2 separate regions of the Homo sapiens genome follow, and region 2 is linked to region 1. The links are chromatin contacts, found by Hi-C or POLR2A ChIA-PET in ENCODE. All regions are on one chromosome and are shown on one strand. The core of a region is the stretch at or near the end of the contact, and the rest is flanking DNA. Distances in the headings are between cores, read along the strand shown. Region 1 holds the start of NEMF (nuclear export mediator factor). Region 2 overlaps GNG2 (G protein subunit gamma 2).

Region 1 (4,872 bases), core at 1,394-3,893:
TCTGAAGCTCCTGCTGGAGTGTGGTGGCACAATTATGGCCACCATGCCTTGACCTCCTGGGCTGAAGGGATCCTCCTGCCTCAGCCTCCCATGTAGCTGGGACCATAGGTACATGCCATCACACCTGGCTAATTTTTTTATTTTTTTGTAGAGATTGGTGAGGGGGCCTCACTATGTTGTCCGGGCTGGTCTTCTGGGCTCAGGCCATCTGCCAGCCTTGGCCTCCCAAGGTGTTGGAATTATAGGTGTGAGCAACCCGGCCCAGCCATGTGATGTTTTGATGTATGTATACACTGTGAGATGATTACTACAATCAAGCCAATTAACACATCCATAACCTCACACTTTGTATGTGTGTATTTGATATCCACTTTCTTAGCAAATTTCTGTTTTTTATTTTAATTTAACTTTTATTTTAAGTTCATGGGGTATATGTGCAGGTTTGTTATATAGGTAAATTTGTGTCATGGGGTTTGTTTTACAGGTTATTTCATCACCCAGGTATTAAACCTAGTACCCATTAGTTATTTTTGCTGACCCTCTCCCTCCTCCCATTCTCCACCCTCTGATAAGCGCCAGTGTGTGCTGTTCCCCTCCATGGGTCCATGTGTTCTCATCATTCAGCTCCCATTTATAAGTGAGAACATACGGTATTTGGTTTTCTGTTCCCATGCAAATTTCAAGCATACAATACATTACTATGAACTATAATCAGCATGTTGTACATTAAGTCTCCATAACTTACTCTACTTACAACCGAAAGTTTGTGCATTTTGACCAGTATCTTCCCATTTCCCCTACATCCCAAGTCCTGGAAACCACATTTCTGCTGTCTGTTTCTATGAGAAACTTCTAGATTCCACGTATAAGTGAGATCATGCAGTATTTGTCTTTTTATGTCTGGCTTATTTCACTTAGCATAATGTCCTCCAGGTTCATCCATGTTGTTAAATCCATGCCAGTTGCAAACAGCAAGATTTATTTCTTTTTTGAAAGCTGAATAATATTCCACTGTATGTATGTATGTGTGTGTGTGTGTGTGTGTACATATATATTTGCACTCATTATCCGTTCATCCATTGATGAAAAGTAGATTATCCCTATATCTTGGCTATTGTGAATAATGCTGCAATGAACATGAACATATATCTTCAGGATAGTGATGTTGTTGCTAGATCACATGGTAATTCTATTCTTAATTTTGTGAGGAGCCTTTATACTGTTTTGCACAATGGCTCTACTAATTTACATTCCCATCAACAGCATACAAAAGTTCCCTGTTCTCCACCTTCTCCCCAATGCTTTCATATTTTGGGCCATTCTGTATGGTTTACTGTACCGTATGACAGTAATGCTGTGCAGTATGTGCTATAGCCATTTTTGCATCTACTGGTACCAGTTCTGAAATAGCAGCGGCGCCCTTTCTGTTTAGAGTCGCCTTCTGGTGGTAGGAATTCTGGTTGCTACCATGTGTAGCCTGCAAGCCTCTAGCAGCTCTTTTGCAGCGACGCCGAGCGCCGGGCGCGGTGGCGCGTGCCTGTAGTCCCAGCTACTCGGGAGGCTGAGGCTGGAGGATCCCTTGAGTTCAGGAGTTCTGGGCTGTAGTGCGCTATGCCGATCGGGTGTCCGCACTGAGTTCGGCATCAATATGGTGACCTCCCGGGAGCGGGGGACCACCAGGTTGCCTAAGGAGGGGTGAACCGGCCCAGGTCGGAAACGGAGCAGGTCAAAACTCCCGTGCTGATCAGTAGTGGGATTGCGCCTGTGAATAGCCACTGCACTCCAGCCTGGGCAACATAGTGAGACCCTGCCTCTTTTGAGTTCTCACCTTATAAAGTAGCCTTTCTTCCCATGCATCTATCCTAAGACAAAAGAAATGCAGAATTTACATTCTTACAGGACTATTTTCCTCACTACACTGTGAATCCCCCCTCCCACCCCACCCCCATTGGGAATCTTCTTGTTTTTATTTTTATCTTATTTCACCATTATCTAGCTAAACACTTGCACATTCATGCTGCCAAGTGTTTATGGAGCACCGATTGTACACCAGGTACTGCGGTGAGTCTCAGGGGTACCAAGACCGAGGTTCGATGAGAATCCTGTAATCAATTGCAGAATGCTCCTTCCGAGAGCAGGACCCATCAAAATAGGAACTCCGTTTTGAGAGTTCGCCTCGATCGTTGAGGATAATCTTAGAAGGACCGAAGCAGTTCCGTTTCGTTACATTTCAAAATCTTATGTCAAAGTAAGCGCGCAGAAAGGGGTCCTTGCTCTTCTACACTGAGCCCTACGGCCCCCCTGTGGGGAAATACTCCTGATAATCATCTCGAAAATTGTTTCGACCAGCAGGGGTCACTATGAAGGCTGACTTGAGCCCAAGACACAATGGGGCACGGTAACCAGACTGGTCCGTAAGGGTTCCAGGAAGGAATGCAGTTTCAAGAGAACAGTTTGAATCTTTATTCGAATTTGAATTTTGGTACAATGAAGAGAGTCAGCTGCAACTTGACAATCGAAATCTTCAGAAAAGCGACACAAATACGTTCGCCTCGAGGAATATTGGGTCTTCTGCGCGGCCGTAGAGCTCCGCCAAGTGCGCCTGCGCGGAGGAGAAGTGGCGTCGAGTCCGGCCGGGCAGTAGAGGAACTTGCGGTAGTGACCCTCGGGCCTCGCCATGAAGAGCCGCTTTAGCACCATTGACCTCCGCGCCGTACTCGCGGAGCTGAATGCTAGGTACAGTACCCTAAGTGACGAGGCTCGTGTGGGGAGTGCAGGAGGCAGAGGCCGGAGTCCCATGGCGCAAACAGACCAGCTTGATATGTTTCCTTATTTCCTAGTGCGTCTATGGACCTGCCTAGGCCTGAGTGGGCAGGCGTGTGGTGTCTTTCCCGTGACCCTTAGGATACCCCTGGGGGTCCCAGGCACCTCGTGCCCCATCCCCCGCGTCCTCCCAGCTCTCTGGCTTGCCCCGCTAGCGCGAAGCTCTTGCATTGTTGGCCTGGGTTGTCCGGGTTGGGCAGGAAACGTTTGTTAAAACACGAGACGCCAGAGTGGTCGTTTGCTTCAGAGGTTTCCAGACTGGGGGCTTGGTTTCTTGAACACCTCCCTCCCCTCACCCCAGAGAGAGAGAGAGCATCGCGGTTTTAGCTGGATTGAGCAGATTTGGACTGAGATCTGGATTCTAGTCTGGATTCTATTATTCAGCCCTGTGAGCTTTGTCATATTTTCGGGGCCCTCTTTTATCTTTTTTTTTTCTCCCTTGTAATAAATTAATTGGATTATATTTTACTGTATTTCTCCCCCAAAATTGGGTCATTTGGAAGACGCAAGCTATAGTGTGTTGTTCCTAGAGCTGATAGACCACTTCTGTTTTTAAATCGTTACTCTTAAGTTTTGAACTGAATCTCCAAATGGCTTTCAGACTCTGCTCCTCGGCTGACTCCATATCCTTAGAGACTGAGATCCGCTCTTTCGAAGCTTTTATTAAATTATGTGTAGTTTTATGTTTCAGACAATAGTGTAACATGTTACATGTTTCCTTTATCTTTGCAGCTTGCTAGGAATGAGAGTAAACAATGTTTATGATGTGGATAATAAGACATACCTTATTCGTCTTCAAAAGTAAGAACATTTTATAGGCTTATTTTCTCTTTGACAATTAAGTATGAGATTACTGATTTTTTTTAACCTACATTTTAAGCCTGTTTAGCAATTAGCTTTGGCATATACCCTAAAGAAAAATTCGACTTTTTTCTTCTACAGACCGGACTTTAAAGCTACACTTTTACTTGAATCTGGCATACGAATTCATACAACAGAATTTGAGTGGCCTAAGAATATGATGCCGTCTAGTTTTGCCATGAAGGTAAACTTGTTACGCTTGAAGCTAAATTTTAAGAGATTGCTCACTAACAATTAAGTTTTTAATTGGGGTTTCCTTCACTGTTACGAATAAAGTGCAGATAAAATGAAGGTAAAGGGAGTGGTTGACAGATAATGGGTTGAATAAAGTGAATATTTATTAATTGATTTCTCCCCATTACCTTTCACATCCTGTTCTGCTCCAGATCTTCTGTTTCCACAGTCACTATTAGAGTTCAAGCTTTTATCACATTCAGCCTTACAGTTCCTTAACTGTAATTCACTTCTCTGCATCAAAACAATTCTAAATTAGACCAACGTTAATTTTTTTGTTTTTGTTTGTTTGTTTTTTTGTTCGTTTTTGAGAAGGAGTCTCGCTCTGTCACCCAGGCTGGAGTGCAGTGGCACAGTCTTGGCTCACTGCAACCTCTGCCTCCCAGGTTCAAGTGATTCTCTTGCCTCAGCCTCCTCAGTAGCTGGGATTACAGGCGTGTGCCACCAGACCCGGCTAATTTCTCTATTTTTAGTAGAGATGGGGTTTCACCATGTTGGCCAGTCTGATCTCAAATGCGTGACCTCAGGTGATCCGCCAGCCTCAGCCTCCTGAAGTGCTGGGATTACAGGCATGAGCCACCGCGCCTGGCCCAACATTAATTTTTTTAAAGTATAATTTTCATTAGTTACCTCACCTTTTATGGTTTCCTGATTTCTAAATCCATATTCTATAGCCTAACATTCTTGGCTTTCTGTGTTCTTTCTCCTCCCTGCCCCACCTTTTTTTCCTAGTCTTATCTTCCAGAGCTCACTTTTGTGAGTCGTATTCCTCTGTACCCAGTCAGTATTTTTTTTTTTTTGGAATACTCACTGACATTAATATGTTACTAAGTCTTTTTATTTTTCTGTTTTGTTTTTACTATTAAAACAGATTTTTACATGGGTGGGCATGCTACCCATTCTTTTATTGATGTAACATATAGATTGAAAATTCATGTGGTACACGAGACTTTC
Region 2 (4,872 bases), core at 1,047-3,546, 2.0 Mb before region 1:
TCTGAAATCTCACCTCATTCTTATTTCAGAAAGGCACCTGCACCTTCTGCTCAAAACCTTCTCCACAAGCCCCCTTCGCCCCAATATCTTTACATGGCTGAATCCTCAGCATCATTTTGGTCTCAACTCAAATGTCACCTCTTCAGAGAGGCCTTCAGGGATTACTCAACAAAGTAATCTCCCAATTACCCCTGCCAGCATAGGCACAGTCCCACCATTCACCCTGTTTCTACTTCAATCCATCAAAGCACTCACTACTACTTGACATTTTCTTTTATTGTAAGTCATTTCTGTCAATGGTTCCAATCCTGGTTGATTCTGATTTAATTACTCTGAGGTGAGGTTGGGACATGATATTTTTTTCAAACTACCCTCTCAGTGATTTCTAATGTGCAGTTAGACCTAAAAACCACTGGTTTATGTGTTTACTGAGTCTCTCTCAATACTCGAATGTAAGTTTCAAGAAAACAACCGACCAGTTTTGTTCATCCTAGTCTCCCTGGCATCTTGACGAGCACATGGCACATTGCAGACATTAGGACTTTGAACACATCGATTAATTCTATTGTAATTATATTTCTGTATTTGTCTGTTTTCCCCATGAGTTTGTGAGCTCTTAGAGGACAAGTACTATGTCTAGCCCACTCTGCATCAAAAAATGAGTCACTCAAGAATGTTCATTAAATAAATGAATGATAAACAAACTGCATTGTGTGGTATAAGGAAGACAAAGATGAAACCAGATGTGACCGCTGTCCTCAAAGAGCTTGGAGTGTGGTCAAAAAAAAAAATTATGCAGATTGCTGTTATACACACTAGAATGAGCTAGATGCTGTGATGAAAGAACAAAAGATTTCAGAGGAGCATTGTTTTTTTATTGGGGAAAAAAGGGAAGAAACCAAGGGAGGCTTCATGAAAGAGGCAGCATTTGAACTGAGCTTTACAGGACAGATGGAATTTGGTTATTCAGAGAAGTAAGACTGTGGGGACAAAGTGTGGAAGGGGAAGCAGGAACTAACTTATCCTAGGCGGAGAGAAAAGAACTCAAAAAACAAGTCAGCCCAGCTGGAGGTTAGGAGGGCCTCAACTAAGACACCGGCTATAAACATGGAAAAGAGTCAGTATCAAGATATTTTCCCAATCACAATTGCAAGGAGCCATGCAACTTCCTGCAACTAGAGGTGCTTGGTGAGGAAGACAGTGAAGTTGAATTGTCATAACTGAGGTAATGATAAATGGGGTGTCATTAACAATTATGAAATCAGGTGAGGAGCTGGTTTTGAGGAGTGGGAAAGGTGATGGTGAGCACAGTTTTGGACATGTGAGTTTCATTTTCTGTGGGTTGGATGTTCTGGTGAATTTGCAGGCAGCTTGCTGTACAAGCTGAGAGAGGAGGTGAATGATTAGGATGCTTCATCAGATTTGGGACTGACCCACACAGCAACAGTGACTAAAATCACAGGACAGAATTTGATTAGGGAGAGGGAGAAATTAAATGGCCAAAGACTCGTATCTTGAGAACACTCATATTTGGGGAGCAGGAACTGAAGTTAGTGAAGTTGGAGCCCGCAGAGAGGTAGGAGGAGATTTGTTTCATCTACTTCTTAATTACTTTGTGTGCGTATGGAAAAACTAAGCATGTTTACAGGGAAAGAGGAAAGGACCAAGAAAGAGAAGAAACTAAATATGTAGGAAAGACAGAATTATTGTCACAACATAATCCCTTAGAAAGTAAAAGGGAATGGGATAGAGAGTCCAAGTAGAGGGTTTATTCTTGGCTTAAAGGAAAGATGATGTTAATTTGACTTAGGAGGAAGAGGAGAATGAATGATGTGAATGACGCAGATCTTTCTGTCCCCCTACATACCCATATGTTGGAACCTGATCCCCAGTGCAATGGTATTAGGACATGAGGCCACCTTTGGAGGTGATTGGGTCATGAGTATGGAGTCCCATGAATGGGATTAGTGCCCTTATAAGAGAGACTGGAGAGAGCCAGCTGGCCCCTTCTGTCATGTGGGGACACACAGAAAGTGCTGTCCACGGCCTTTGCCAGACATCAAATCTGCCAGTACCTTGATCTTGGACTTTCCAGCCCATAGAAGTGTAAAAAAAAAAAAAGATTTCTGTTGTTTCTGGGTTACCTCATCTTTGGTAATTTGTGACAGCAATTCAAATGATCTAAAATAAAGGAAGACGTGGGGAAATTCTAAGGTGGTAAGAATGAGGTTGAGGAAGTCTGTAATATGTGCCTTCTCAGAAAGACAGAAAGTGAGGTCACTTCTAACGCACAAAGGCAGTAGGGACTTGGTTGAATGGTTTCCATTGAAAATGCACAGGACAGAGTGAAAAGTGAAATAAAAAAGGAAGAAGGAAAGAATTTTGAAAGAACAGCAATGGCCCTGCGGAGATGCAGTGAATCTAGAGTAGAACCAGTCAGCCCAGTTTTCAGCCCCTCTCCTCTACCTCTGAGTGCTGGGTTCCTGGGAAGAGGATCAGGGGAATGCCTGACCCCACACCCGGGCTGGCCAGGGAGCAAGGGAAGGCCAGGGAACAGGGAAGAAGTGGTCAAGAGACTGGTTTTTCAAAGCTTTTTCATTAACAGCTTGACTGTTTACACATATTTGCCAAGAGATAAAGGGGCTGATCCTGTCTTATCTCCAGCCTCTGTATACAGTAGTACCACTTCTAAGAAACATGTTATCACTAAAGTTTGAGAATTGAGCTCCCTTTTTTTTTTTTCAGTGTTTAATGAAGTCCTCTAGAGATTGTCTGAACACTGACTCCCACTAAATACAACTTGTTGTCTTTAACATAAGAATTTTCAAGAACCATATATTTACAGATATCTCTAATACTCTTACCTGAAAATTTAAATCTCTATTCCACAGTGGCATCTTTCACACCTGAACAAGTTTGTACACAGAAACTCCATATTTACATAGGGTACTAAATGTAAACCGTCTACTCTTTTTTTTTAAACAAAATATTTTAGTCTTACAAACAATTTTAAATGTGACAACATATAAAGACTTTGCCCTAATATGAGGTAAGTGAAATGGAGTTGTAACTGGGAGGTGAGGAATTAATGAACTGTTTAACTCTAAATTCCAGGCCTATTTTATTATCCCTTATGAAGAGGTCAATATAGGCTAGGTCACCCCCCAGATCATTTTTAGCTCTACCATTCTAGCATGTCCTAGGCCAGGGACTAAGTCCTTTATAAATTTTTTATTATATTTTTAATTGAAAAATAAAAATTGTGTATATTTATGGGGTACAATGTGATGTTTTGATACATGTATACATTGTGATGATCAAATCAGGCTAATTAACATAGTCATCATCTTGGAGGTGAGGGTGGGAGGGTGGAGACTAAATCTCGACACAGCTCTGCAACTCTCCTCTCCCACCCAGATCTAGTAAAGACAGGCACCTGGCTTCTCCCAGTAATTGTAGAATGAATAGATGTGCACATTAAATAAAATTAGGGGTCATTATTTGCAAACTTCCCTCCACCCCTGGCCCCCAGCACATGGACAAAGTGCATTACAGAAAGTTAACATTAATTATTCAGGAGCTCTTCAAACCATTCAAGGTCAACGTCTGACCCCACATCGTAAAGCTCAGATACTGTTGCTATTCAATAGGGTCCCTGCTAATTGTTCTGCCCAGCTCTCCTCAGCCTCACCATACCCTGCCTCACCAGTTTAAGGATTAGGAGTAAAATCTGTCGTGGAAAAGGAAACAGAGGATTCATTATTTTTAAAAGTGAAATTTTGGTTAGGATCACACTTCATTAGTAGAAACTTGTTGTCTCAGAAACTTGTTGTATTGTTTAACTACTGTAGCCCCTCCCCACAAGTTACTGCTCCCCCTTATAAAGGATTTCAGAGCAATTTAGTACTTTAGTTTCTCCCCTCCCTTTCTGGCCATGATACCTACTGAGCATTTTTCTCTAATGAGGGGACCAGAAAAGCACTGAAGAAACAGCTCTCCAGTGCCTCCGTAGTGGTAGCCTGGTCTGAGATTTGACCAGCAGAATCACTGGTGTGACTGTCTACAATAAAGGTTTGAATTTCACTATCAGGTTCTGGACATCACCAACTAGCAGAAGCTATGCACATTTTCTTACTCTGTCCTTTTGATTTCAAATGTTACTTTTGAGAGGAGTATTTTATTTACGCAGGGATAATACTGTTGTATAAAGGAGGTTAAATACGAAGATTATGATTATTATCTAATGACACATTATGTTAAAAGATCCTGCCATTTGCAAATGTCTCTTCAAAAATTTGATTAAAAATTTGCAAATATTCTCAACACAGTATTTCTGGGGAAAAACATCAGCAAGGAATATGAATAGACATTTTTCTAAGAAGATATACAAATGGCCAATGAGCACAAGAAAAGATGCTCAACATCACTAGTGATTAGGAAAATGCTCATCAAAACCATAAAGAGATACCACTTCATACCTCTTAAAATGGCTATTATCAAAAACATAAATAAAAAACAAAATAAATATTGATGAGAATGTGGAGAAGTTGGAATCCTTGTTCATTGCTGGTGGGAATGTAAAATAGTGCAGCTGCTATGGAAAACAGTATGGCAATTCTTCAAAAATTAAATATATAATTACTGTGTTCCATCATTTTCACTTCTGGGTTCCCAAAAGAAGTAAAAGCAGGGACTCTAACAGATATTTGTACACCCGTGTTCATAGCAGTATTATTTACAATAGCCAAAACATGGCCCGAGTGTCCATCAAAAGAGAATAAACAAAGTATAGTCTATACATTCAATGGAATATTATTCAGCTTAAACAGGAAGGAAATTCTAGCACATGCTACAACATTGATGAATCTTAAA

What was found. Hi-C counts contacts between places; a loop is a spot of excess contacts on that map. ChIA-PET counts read pairs that join two places held with the same protein, here RNA polymerase II (POLR2A). Pooled maps may share reads with other maps.
Region 2: a loop to region 1 is called in a pooled map, with 2.9 times the contacts of the local background. The contact joins the enhancer-like site here to the promoter of NEMF in region 1. A Hi-C loop is called at or near these places in 2 of 37 single-sample maps with no recorded cell type and 3 of 50 pooled maps. POLR2A ChIA-PET finds 5 or more read pairs at or near these places in 4 of 52 experiments (CD4-positive, alpha-beta T cell, GM10248 and activated T-cell).

The regions. Positions count from the first base shown.
Region 1 is chr14:49,850,559-49,855,430 of GRCh38, reverse strand. NEMF (nuclear export mediator factor) reads left to right here and starts at 2,643. Exons shown (of 33, transcript NM_004713.6): 1 at 2,643-2,736; 2 at 3,556-3,624; 3 at 3,766-3,868. The coding sequence starts at 2,678. It also overlaps RN7SL3. RefSeq lists a silencer at 1,534-1,593 and an enhancer at 2,397-2,636.
Region 2 is chr14:51,863,820-51,868,691 of GRCh38, reverse strand. The region is part of intron 1 of GNG2 (G protein subunit gamma 2); the gene reads right to left. Among named protein-coding and RNA genes, the nearest start is that of GNG2, 5.6 kb to the right of the region's middle. RefSeq lists an enhancer at 2,051-2,270. Within about 2 kb of position 2,296, at least 4 of the 41 ENCODE cell types and tissues checked have a DNase peak (open chromatin) inside an H3K27ac peak, as active enhancers do.